Regions from separate parts of the Homo sapiens genome. Here region 2 is linked to region 1. A link is a loop called in an ENCODE intact Hi-C map of the cell type or tissue named here. Cell type or tissue: ovary. All regions are shown on one strand. Links, peaks and the distances in the headings refer to the core of each region. The heading gives the core; the rest is flanking DNA. Region 1 holds the start of LOC105376231 (a long non-coding RNA gene). Region 2 has its middle 52 kb from the start of TNFSF15.

Region 1 (5,377 bases), core at 58-5,057:
TATTCTCTCTGGTCTAGGGAGAGTGACTACCAGAAACCTCTCCCCTAAGATGTGTTCTTTACCTTCCTTGAGCCACATCTACAAAACAGGGGTGGTACTCACACCTCCCTCACTGTGCATTGTCAGGTTTAAATGGGACAGGTTTAGATAGAATGCCTATCCCATAGCAGGTGCTTCATAGACATCATTTTCTCTCACCCTCCTGAGTAGCTGTGTGACCCCAAAGAAGAGACAGGGGTCATTCTGCTTTCACTTGGCCGGGGGTTACAATCATACAAAAAAGACTGTGGCTTCTTACCCACGATGAGTCATATGCTGCTTTCCATCTCAGTTTCAATTCATCTGGAGACAATTCTGATGATTTCAGACCCCGGGCTCTTTCAGCCCCAAGGCCTCAGGCCACTACCACATTTCCTCTGCCAAGCTGCCCCCTTATAACAAATTTGAAGAAAACACAGAAAAAGAGGAGAAGACAAAAAAAAATTAAGTATAAAAGTTTCCCCCCCATTCTCCAGGAGTCAGGTGGTGGGTGGGTGGGTGGAGACATGGCCAGGCCATGGTGGGAAGAGCCCCAGTGAATTATACCCTTGGTGCAGGGAACCCACAAACAGAGACACTGGCCTTGTTTCCCATCACTGCGAAGCCATCATGACCTTCAAACAGCTTGCAGGGCGGGGCCCTTCACATCTTCTGAGTCCTGATATGACTGAGCATCCATTATATAACCATGTTGTGAATAACTTGGTCTCAGTCCTCGACCACAATCTCAATTTCGGGGCATCCCTGATCTCTCTCTGCAGAGAGATTCAGAAGAGGCCCCAGAGATAGTAAAAGTTGGGGGATGGTGGGAGTTGTTTTTTGCTGTTGTCTTATTCCGATTCACACCACCATGTGATAATGGGACCTTTCCCTTTCTCTGGGAGTGAACCTTGCAAAACCACCCAAAGTCAGAGCAGGAAGGGACCCCCAAAGCTCCTGGGATTTAGTTCTCCACCTTCTACCGGGTGAAATGGCAAACCTAATAAAGGCAAAATCCTGGCTCTTCCAGAACTGATAAAAATGTAGACCCTGCCAGGCACAGTGGCTCACACCTATAATCCCAACACTTTGGGAGGCCGACGTGGGTGGATCATCTGAGGTCAGGAGTTCGAGACCAGCCTCACCAACACGGCGAAACACTGTCTCTACTAAAAATCCCAAATTTAGCCAGGTGTGGTGGTACACGCCTGTAATCCCAACTACTCAGGAGGCTGAGGCAGGAGAATGGCGTGAACCCGGGAAGTGGAGCTTGCAGTGAGCCGAGATTGCACCACTGCACTCCAGCCTGGGTGACAGAGCGAGACTCCATCTCTAAATAAATAAATAAATAAAATCTTCAATGGAACCTTTGTGAAGCTCAACACATCTTCAATTAACATGCTGAGGATTGTAGAACCATATATTGCATGTGGGTAGCCAAATCTGAAGTCAGTAAATGAACTAATCTGTAAGTGTGGTTATGGCAAAATCAATAAGAAGCGAATTGCTTTGACAGGTAACACTTTGATTGCTCAATCTCTTGGTAAATATGGTATCATCTGCACGGAAGATCTGATTCATGAGATCTATACTGTTGGAAAATGCTTCAAACAAGCAAGTAACTTCCTGTGGCCCTCCAAACCATCCTCTCCAGAAGGTGGAATGAAGAAAAAGACCACCCATTTTGTAGAAGGTGGAAATGCTGACAACAGGGGGGACCAGATCAACAGCCTTCTTAGAAGAATAAATGAAGATGTCTACCATGATTATTTTTCTAATCTGGTCAGTTAATAAACAGTACCTGCTCTTGAATTGAAAAAAAAAAAAAAAGGAAAACTCAATTATCAACCTTAGTTTTATCTCCTTTAAAATTTGTATCTTATTTAAAAAATATATTATCAGAAGCTCAAAGAACCATGAAGCCTGGGTTAAAATGCAGTAAGCCGGGATCATGCCACTGCACTCCAGAGCCTGGGCAACAGAGCGAGACTCTGTCTCAAAAAAAAAAAAAAAAAAAAAAAAAAATGAATTCTTAAAACTTTTTCTGGCTGAGCACAGTGGCTAACACCTGTAATCCCAGCACTTTGGGAGGCTGAGGTGGGTGGATCACTTGAGGTCAGGAGTTCAAGACCAGCCTGATCAACATGGTAAAACCCTGTCTCTATTAAAAATACAAAAAAAAAAAAAATTAGCCAGGCATGGTGGTGGGTGCCTATAATCCCAGCTACTCAGGAGGCTGAGGCAGGAGGATGCCTTGAGCCTGGGAGGCAGAGGTTGCAGTGAGCCAAGTTCATGCCACTGCACTCCAGACTGGGTGACAGAGCAAGACTTAGTCTCAAAAAAAAAACAAACAACAACAACAACAAAACTTTTTCCTTGGCCTTCTCTCTTGCTGACAAGTTCTATAGTACTTAGAAATTGCCCAAGAGAGATTCCTACTTCTGATGTGTTTTGTTCTTGGTTTGCTTTTGTTTTTTTCCTGAGTTGGCAGAGGTGGGACTGAAACACATGTCCCTTGCTTCTCAGTTCAGTTCTCAGGCCACAGCACAACTGTTTTCATGTTATAAGCTCAGGACCTCTGAAAAGGCTTCTCATCTCCAAAATAGACTCTTCCCAACCTGAAAGTGAAGCTTAAGAAGCCTTTCGCAATGACTCACTCAGAAGCAAAGGTTCCCCAACAGAGAAGCAAGTCATGAAATAAACACCCCACAAGCTCCAAGCACCCCCGTGTGCCATGCGCAGTCTCCAAGCCAGGAGGGTCTCAGAGAACCGTAGAGCCATGGGAAACTGCTCTCTAGTGCTTACTTTCCCCCTGTATTGGACACGGTCAAGAGAACTTCCTCCCCTGTCTGCCTTTTTTCGCTGCCTTTCCATCCATCCCTCCATTCATTCAGTCATCCATCAACAATAGATTGGATCCATTAAGGCCCCAGCTTTCCTTCTACCCTACACCCATGACATAGATATAAAAGTGAGGTGTCCTCCTACTCTGTCTCTGGGCCCTAGCCATGTTTCTTGTTTTAGCCAGCAGAAAATCAGAGAACATGGCACAAGCAGAGGCAAGAAAAATTACTAGCATGTTCCTATTTATCCCTTGTAGCCTCTTCCATGGGCATAAGCCAGCCTGCTGGAAGATGAGAGACATGAACCAGGGTCAAGTCACCCAGTTGTCCCAGCCATGCCCATTATAGACCATCCAGTAGCCAGCCAACTGCCCTGATGTATGACCAACCCCAACCAATTTCAGCAGAACTGGCCGGCCATCCCGGGCACAAGAGCAAGAAACAGGCATTGCCATAAGCCACTGAGGTTTTGTATTTATTACTAAGCATTATTGTGGCAATAAATCACCTCTACATTCCAGCTAGCAGGAAGGAGGAAGGACAAAAGAATGTTTCCAGAAGTCACATAGGATGCTATCAGTTATTTGTCATTGGCAAGAACTCAGTCTCACAGCTGCCTCCACTGCAGAGAAGATTGGAAAATAATGGTCTTTATTCCAGACAGTTACATTTCCAGCCACAAATTGCAAGTTCTATTATTAAGGGAGAAGTGGTGAAAGGAAACTGGGAAACAATTAGAAGTCTTGCTGCAAGTGCAGACAGGTTTGGGATCAAACAGACGTAGGTCCATATCGCAGCTCAACCAGGGACTCAACTTGTGACCGTGGGCAAAATGTTTCCTTCTCGGGGACCTCAGTGTTCCTATCTATACAGTGGGAGCAAGGGAGAGTTAGTCCGCATGGGCTCTTAAGCTCCTCCTGGCTCTTTCCTTGCTAGAAATCAAAGTGAAGATTTTGAAGGGGTTGGCCTTCCATCAGATGCTAGCAAAGATGAACCTATTTACACACCTAGGTGACATTGCCCCTTCAGTCTGAAGCTATTTAGTGAACAAAAAGGCCAACACCTAGCAGAAACTTGTGTTGGAAAAAGATCTGCCTGGGCTCGCTCTTGCTGCTTTTCAAGTTACATAGAAGCAGCTGTCTGGTGCAGGCATCTAGTCCATTAAGGCCTCTAGCTATAACCCTCAAGCACCCAGTAGAGGTCAGAGAACAAAGATCCAATTATGTTGCTCAACTCCTGCCTGGGACTCCATCTAAGGAAGCAGAGACCCAAAAAGATATGGAAAGGGAGTGGTCTGATAGTCAAAATCCAGCCAGGCAACATTTATATGGTCCTGTTTGGAGTAGGAATAGAGAAAACTACATTTTAATTTACCATCATCAAATTACATAGCCCATATGTGTACTTTATAAAGAGGAAAGAAACCTTTACTCAGAGTGTAATTACAGCTTTCTAAAAGTCCTATAAATCTTTATAGTTCTGCAATGAAAGAAACTTCCCACTTTATATTTGATAAATCAGACTTACGTAATTTACAACTCAAGAATCCTCTTACTTTTACTCTAAACCTCAAGTGTACTTATCTCTCCCCTTGAGGAAAAAAAAAATTCAAAATAGCACTGAAGCCCAGGGCCCTCAGAATGCTCTATCTGCCACAAAATTCACGACTGTCCTGAATTTTGTAAGAAATGCATGAATTATAACAACAAAACAGCAACATTAGGTATTGAGTGTTTACTCTGTGCTTAAAACTTTGAGTTCAATGTTTCAATGCATCCTCAAAAAGCCATTAGGCATTACCATGCCACTTACAGGCATGGACACTGAAGCTCAGAGAAGCCACATAAGTCATCTAAGGTCACACAGCTAACATACGGTGAGCTGGGATTTCATCTTAGATAGTTGTCTCCACAGCAAAGCACTTGGCACAGTGTCTTACACATAGTTAATGTCACAAATGTTACTATTATGCTTACTTTCCTTAAAATGATTTCTGCCAGTCAGGCACAGTGGCTAACGCCTGTAATCCCAGCAGTTTGGGAGGCCGAACGGGCGGATCTCTTGAGGTCAGGAGTTTGAGACCAGCCTGAACAACATGGTGAAACCCTGTCTCTACTAAAAATACAAAAAGTAGCCAGACGTGGTGGCAGGCACCTGTAATCCCAGCTACTCAGGAGGCTGAGGCAGTAGAATCACTTGAACCCCAAGGGTGGAGGTTGCAGTGAGCCAAGATAACATCACTGAGCTTCAGTCTGGGCGACAGGAGACTCAGGCTCAAAAATCAATCAATCAATCAATCAATAAAATGATTCCTGCATATATTTGGGCAAGGTGGTCCCACAGATTCCTTAACCCACAGTGTCTAGATGATTTTCATTGGCAAACCCATAATTTTTCCTGTAAGTTTCCCACATCCCTGCCAAAGCCAGAAGATTTGTCTTATTTTATTGGTTTCTGAGAATGTTGATTTCACTTTTTAGGGTTTCATCAGAACAATCTTAAGAAATAATCTCCTC
Region 2 (5,377 bases), core at 189-5,188, 59 kb before region 1:
TTCATTGCTCATAACTCCTGTTCCCTTATGTGAGCAAACCCACAGGGGTCTGCTGGGGTGATGTTGAGTTCCCTTCTTGTGGGATGTCTCTGCTTCTTAGTCTCCCTCTTGAAGGGACTGGCTGTTTCACTCTAGGGCCTGGTGCTTAGATGCAGGTCCTTTTGTAGAGGCAGTTTATGGTTCTCTGAAGGGCTCTCTGGGGATTGCCCTCTACCCAGTCCCCTGGTGTGGCAGATCCAGCTGAGGCTTGACCTCTTCCTCTTCTCTCAACCCTCCCCTCCATGGGTGGTCCATCATATAGCCTCTGCCTGCAAAAGCCCCTTCTTCCAGTTGGTGGTCCACTTAGAGGAACCAGCAAGAAAGTTTAAGCCCAGACACCTTCCTGGGGCCCACTGTACCTACGGGAGACTCCCTATCAGTTCCCTGAGAGCCCAGCCTGCCCACACTTCCTCTCTCATTTCCACCTGCTCTCACCTACCCTTTCCCACAACCAGCACCACCAGCTTCAGGGTCTCTGGTTCTCCCCAGGTCATCGGATTCAAAAGGCTTCAGAAGTGAGATAATTGGCCCAATTCAATGTGTTGAAGAGGGTGAGGGAACAGGAGTTCGACTTTGGCAATTTTTTAGGAAGGAGAAGGACAAGTCAAACACCCTCCTCAGAGGAGAGGAAGAGAAAGGAGAGTTGACAGTCCACAAACACAGTGTCCCCTCCAAAAATTCCCCCTGCTGACTCCTGTGGCCCTCTTCTTCCCTTCTGATAAGACCAACAACCTTGTTCAGCCTCTGGATCCTGGGGACCCGTGGAAGTCATTCACATAGAACTAGACCTTCTTTGAACGAGACTTAGAAGAATTTAGTAGCAATAGGGTGCTATCTCTGCTACAATCCCAGTACTACCTGGTAGCCTCCAGTGACATGAAAACAGGCTGTTTGAGACCAATCTGTTTGATTCAGAAAGAGAGAGCAGGTACCTAGCATAGTGTTAGTGTTTGCGAAGTTAATAATCATAGTTACTGACCTTGTTTTGGCTGGGAAGCCTTTCAGAAAAGGGACTCTATATGGTTAAATCACTTCAATTAAATCCAACAATTATAAGCTAAAGACCTTATGTGCCCTAGATCTATGGATAGTACTAGCTTTAAGGAGCTTGTGCCTAGTATGGGAAACAGACAAAGAACCAGATGATTACAGGCAAGGAAGGAGGTGAAGGGGTATCCCAAGGAAAGTTTGTCCCAAGGCAAGAAGGAACAACTGAGCTACCCCTCCAAGACTGAATAAGAGTTAGCCTAGCAAAAAAGAGCCTGTTTTAAGCAAGGAGAAGGCCCAGGTAAAGGACTGGAGGTACAAGACAGGATAGGATGTTTGGGAAACTGGAGGGGCTTGAGTACAACTGAGAGAAGAGCACTGGGGGTGAGAGGGGAAGATGAAGGGCACAAAGAGAGAGAGGACATTGGAGCAGTAGAGGGTGCCAGGGAACAAGGTGAACCGTAGGCCACGTTAATGATTCCAGACCTTCTCTAGAGGGTCACGGGGAGTCATGCATATGCTTGAAACGGGAAGAATTGATAGGATTTCTAGTTCAGGAAGGCTATTCTGGCTACACTCAGGAGAAGAAATTGGTCGGGAGAGACGCTGGGGTTAGGAAGGCCTGTTGGAGGCTGTTGCTGTCATCCAGAGAAGAGGTAACAGTGGCCTGGACTAAAGTGTGGGCAGAGGGATGGAGAGGCGAATGAGGGCCAGAGATCTTAAGGAGCTATTTACAGCAGCCGTTGGCAATTGATAGAATGTAGGAGTTGAAAGAAGAAAATGCAAGTATGATGTCCAGATTTCTGGCCTGAGTAATTGAGTGCATCGTCGTGCTGCTCTCAAAGCTAAATGACCCTAGGGGAAAATCAAGTCTGGTTCAGGAGATAGGACAGTGGTGCATTTAATATCATATGTTATTTACATGCTGCTTGCAACAAGCCTTGTGAAATAGATAGCACTCCTCCCATCACTTAAATGGAGACACTAACAGTCTGTGAGGTGAAGAGTCATAAAGTCAAGAAGTAGAGCTAGGAGAGGACTCCTCCTGACTATACATCTCCTAAAAACAAGGGAACACCAGGAGGCCAAATTCCCAAAACCAACATGGGTCTGATCATCAATAATATCACCCTGGAAGCTCCAAATTCCTGTTTAGGAGAACAAAGGAAGAAAATCCAAGCGATATCACCCATAGTCATTTCTGTTCATCTCAAATTCCCCATCAGAGTTGGAGCCTGGACTTCCTTTATCCTCACCGCACAAATTGCCAGCCCTTCACCCGTGGTTAAAATGGTTCCTGTATGGAGGGAGGTCAAATCTGACAAAAGGTAGCATTTCCTCTTATGGCAGAATTGTCCCCACCTACTCTCTGGCCTCACCTCACACACCCATAGCTCCTCAGCTGCTGTGGTCTTGGTGTCACAGCAGGGCCCACTGCTCTTTCTTCTTCAAGCAATCTTGCAAAAGGGAAGTAACATATCACCATAATTATTCTGCCTAGAATAAACCACTTCTCCCTGCTCAGAGCTGAGCCTAGTATATGCTATCTGATGTCTGTTGCTTCTGGACTTTTGGAGCCTGCAGGTTTCAACCTTCTCCCCATCTCAGCAAATGCAATCAACCACCAGATTTGTATTAAACACCTGCACTACATCCATCATCAGATCTTGCTCAGTGGAAAGCTCAGTGATAAAGTCACATTATAAACTGAGGCCATTTTGCATATAATGCCCAAATTAAAGGCACAAATTCAAAAGGTAGGGAAACAAAACATTTTCAGGCACCTACTATATGCTAGGCACTGTATGAGTGTTTTCTATATGGCATCTCATTCAATTCTCATAATAAATCATGAGATGGAATTTAGTCCCTACATTTTGTACACAGTGGGAGAAGAAACTCCATACAACAATGACTAGCAAGCTTTCAACAAACTCATGTTCTCTTTTTACTGTTCATACATGTAGACTACATTTCCCAGACTTCCTGGCAGTTAGTCCTGCCCAATAGAAGTTACAGGTGCTACTTCCAGACCTGGCCCATTAAAAACTCTGTATAGGCCAGGCATGGTGACTTACACCTGTAATCCCAGCACTCTGGGAGGCCAAGCCTGGTGGGTCACTGGAGATCAGGAGTTCAAGACCAGCCTGGCCAATATGGTGAAACCCCATCTCTACTAAAAATACAAAAATTAGCCAGGCATGGTGGCACGCACCTGCAATCCCAGCTACTAGGGAGGCTGAGGCAGGAGAATTACTTGAACCCTGGAGGCGGAGGTTGCAGTGAGCTGAGATAGCTCTACTGCACTCCAGCCTGGGTGACAGAGCAAGACTCCATCACAAAAATAAAAAACAACTAAAAAAACCTCTGTATAATCCTTTACTCTCCCTTCTTCTCTATGTCATACCCCAGAGAACCCTGGAAGCCACATGCTGAAGATGACAGAGGCTCTTTCAGTCGGATTCCCTGAATCACTGCATGGAGCAGAGTGCCCCTGGCCCCTGCTGTTGGAGTTTAGGTGAGTGAGAAATAAAATTCTATTATGATCGTGATTAGTGACCTTAGAAGAAGAGAAAAAAATTCTATTGTAATAAGCCACCAAAAGTTTATCTCTTACTGTAGCAAACATTCTTTAATGAATACAACAGGCTTCAAAAACATCAAATTACCTGCACAAAGTCAATCCCCTAGTGTCAGAAAACAGATTTTTTTATTATACTTTAAGTTCTAGGGTACATGTGCACAATGTGCAGGTTTGTTACATATGTATACATGTGCCATGTTGGAGTGCTGCGGCCATTAACTTGTCATTTACATTAGGTATTTCTCCTAATGCTATCCCTCCCCCCTCCCCCCACCCCAGGACAGGCCCCAGTGTGTGATGTTCCCCACCCTGTGTCCAAGTGTTCTCATTGTTCAGTTCCCACCTGAGTGAGAACATGCAGTGTTTGGTTTTCTGTCCTTGCGATAGTTTGCTCAGAATGATGGCTTCCAGCTTCATCCATGTGCCTAAAAACCCTAGAAGAAAACCTAGGCAATACCATTCAGGCCATAGTCACAGGCAAGGACTTCATGACTAAAACACCAAAAGCAATGGCAACAAAAGCCAAAATTGACAAATGGGATCTAATTAAACTAAAAAGCTTCTGCACAGCTAAAGAAACCACCATCAGAGTGAACAGGCAACCTGCGGATTTAAATTTAGTCTTGCTTTATTCAAAGCCCCAGTAGATAAATATTTTATTTTATTTTATTTTATTTTTACATTTTGCTTATAGATTTGGGTGGTCTGGAGAGGCTTTCTGGAAGAAGTATAACTTCATTATTACTATAGCAAATAAGATTTTAGAAGACAGAAAGAAGGGTGGCAGTGAAAGGAGTTAGAGGAAGGAGGATACAAAGTATTCTGAAGGAACCTGAATAGAGCAATGCTTCTGTGCTAGAGAATTACGAAGCAGCAAATTGGTACTGTAGATCAGGCTGTATCTGTCAGGATAAATTAGGTTACATTGCATTAACAAAAAGAATCAAAATCTCAATGGCTTAACACAACCAGAGTTTATTTCTGGCTTCCACTATAAGTTCAGTGTGAGTCCCCAGGAATTTGACACGCATCACTCACTCTGGTCATTTCTTTGGGCAATGAAAATAATATAACTATACTAAATTCAGAGATGGTAGAAGTACAATTCTACCATATACCCAGAAAGCAAAGATCTGGGAATATTTGATAAGCCGCAGTAATGGCTACCATAGAGTCAAAATGGTAGAGATGTCAAAGTAAAGAAATACATGTACCTTCGGGAAAGTTTTTATTAAGGCTTAACCATACAACTTTTTTTTTTTTTTTTTTTTTTTTTTTGAGACGGAGTCTCGTTCTGTCGCCCAGGCGGGAGTGCTGTGGCGCGATCTCCGCTCACTGCAAGCTCCGCCTTCTGGGTTCACGCCATTCTCCTGCCTCAGCCTCCCGAGTAGCTGGGACTACAGGCGCCCGCCACTGCGCCCGGCTAATTTTTTTTTTGTATTTTTAGTAGAGACGGGGTTTCACCGTGGTCTCGATCTCCTGACCTCGTGATCCGCCCGCCTCGGCCTCCCAAAGTGCTGGGATTACAGGCGTGAGCCACCGCGCCCGGCCAACCATATAACTTTTATCAAAAGCCAGAATTGTTATTTTATATAGAGAGCAGAATTATAGATAGAAAGACTATGTACAGCTTTTGAAAAGGCAGTTTGGGAATAAACATAAGAAATTTTGAGAAAGTGCATACCGGAAACTTCTCAAATTCCTCTCATATACAAAATTCCATAGTATTAAGTTCTTTGATTCTAGAGGCAGACATATCTGAACTCA

The links. Peaks named below come from ENCODE experiments on the same cell type or tissue, not always from the same donor. Only the 100,000 strongest peaks of a DNase experiment are listed, where the experiment ranks them.
Region 2: it touches region 1 in a loop (4-fold over the local background); 3 of 110 quality-filtered maps call a loop at or near these places.

What each region holds. Positions count from the first base shown.
Region 1 is chr9:114,692,310-114,697,686 of GRCh38, reverse strand. It overlaps LOC105376231 (a long non-coding RNA gene), which reads right to left and starts at 1,837. Exons shown (of 2, transcript XR_007061745.1): 1 at 1-1,837. RefSeq lists enhancers at 567-686, 697-746. In ovary, for the core only: no CTCF peak of the experiment used is centred there; no DNase peak of the experiment used is centred there.
Region 2 is chr9:114,751,806-114,757,182 of GRCh38, reverse strand. No RefSeq gene overlaps it. Among named protein-coding and RNA genes, the nearest start is that of TNFSF15, 52 kb to the left of the region's middle. In ovary, for the core only: no CTCF peak of the experiment used is centred there; no DNase peak of the experiment used is centred there.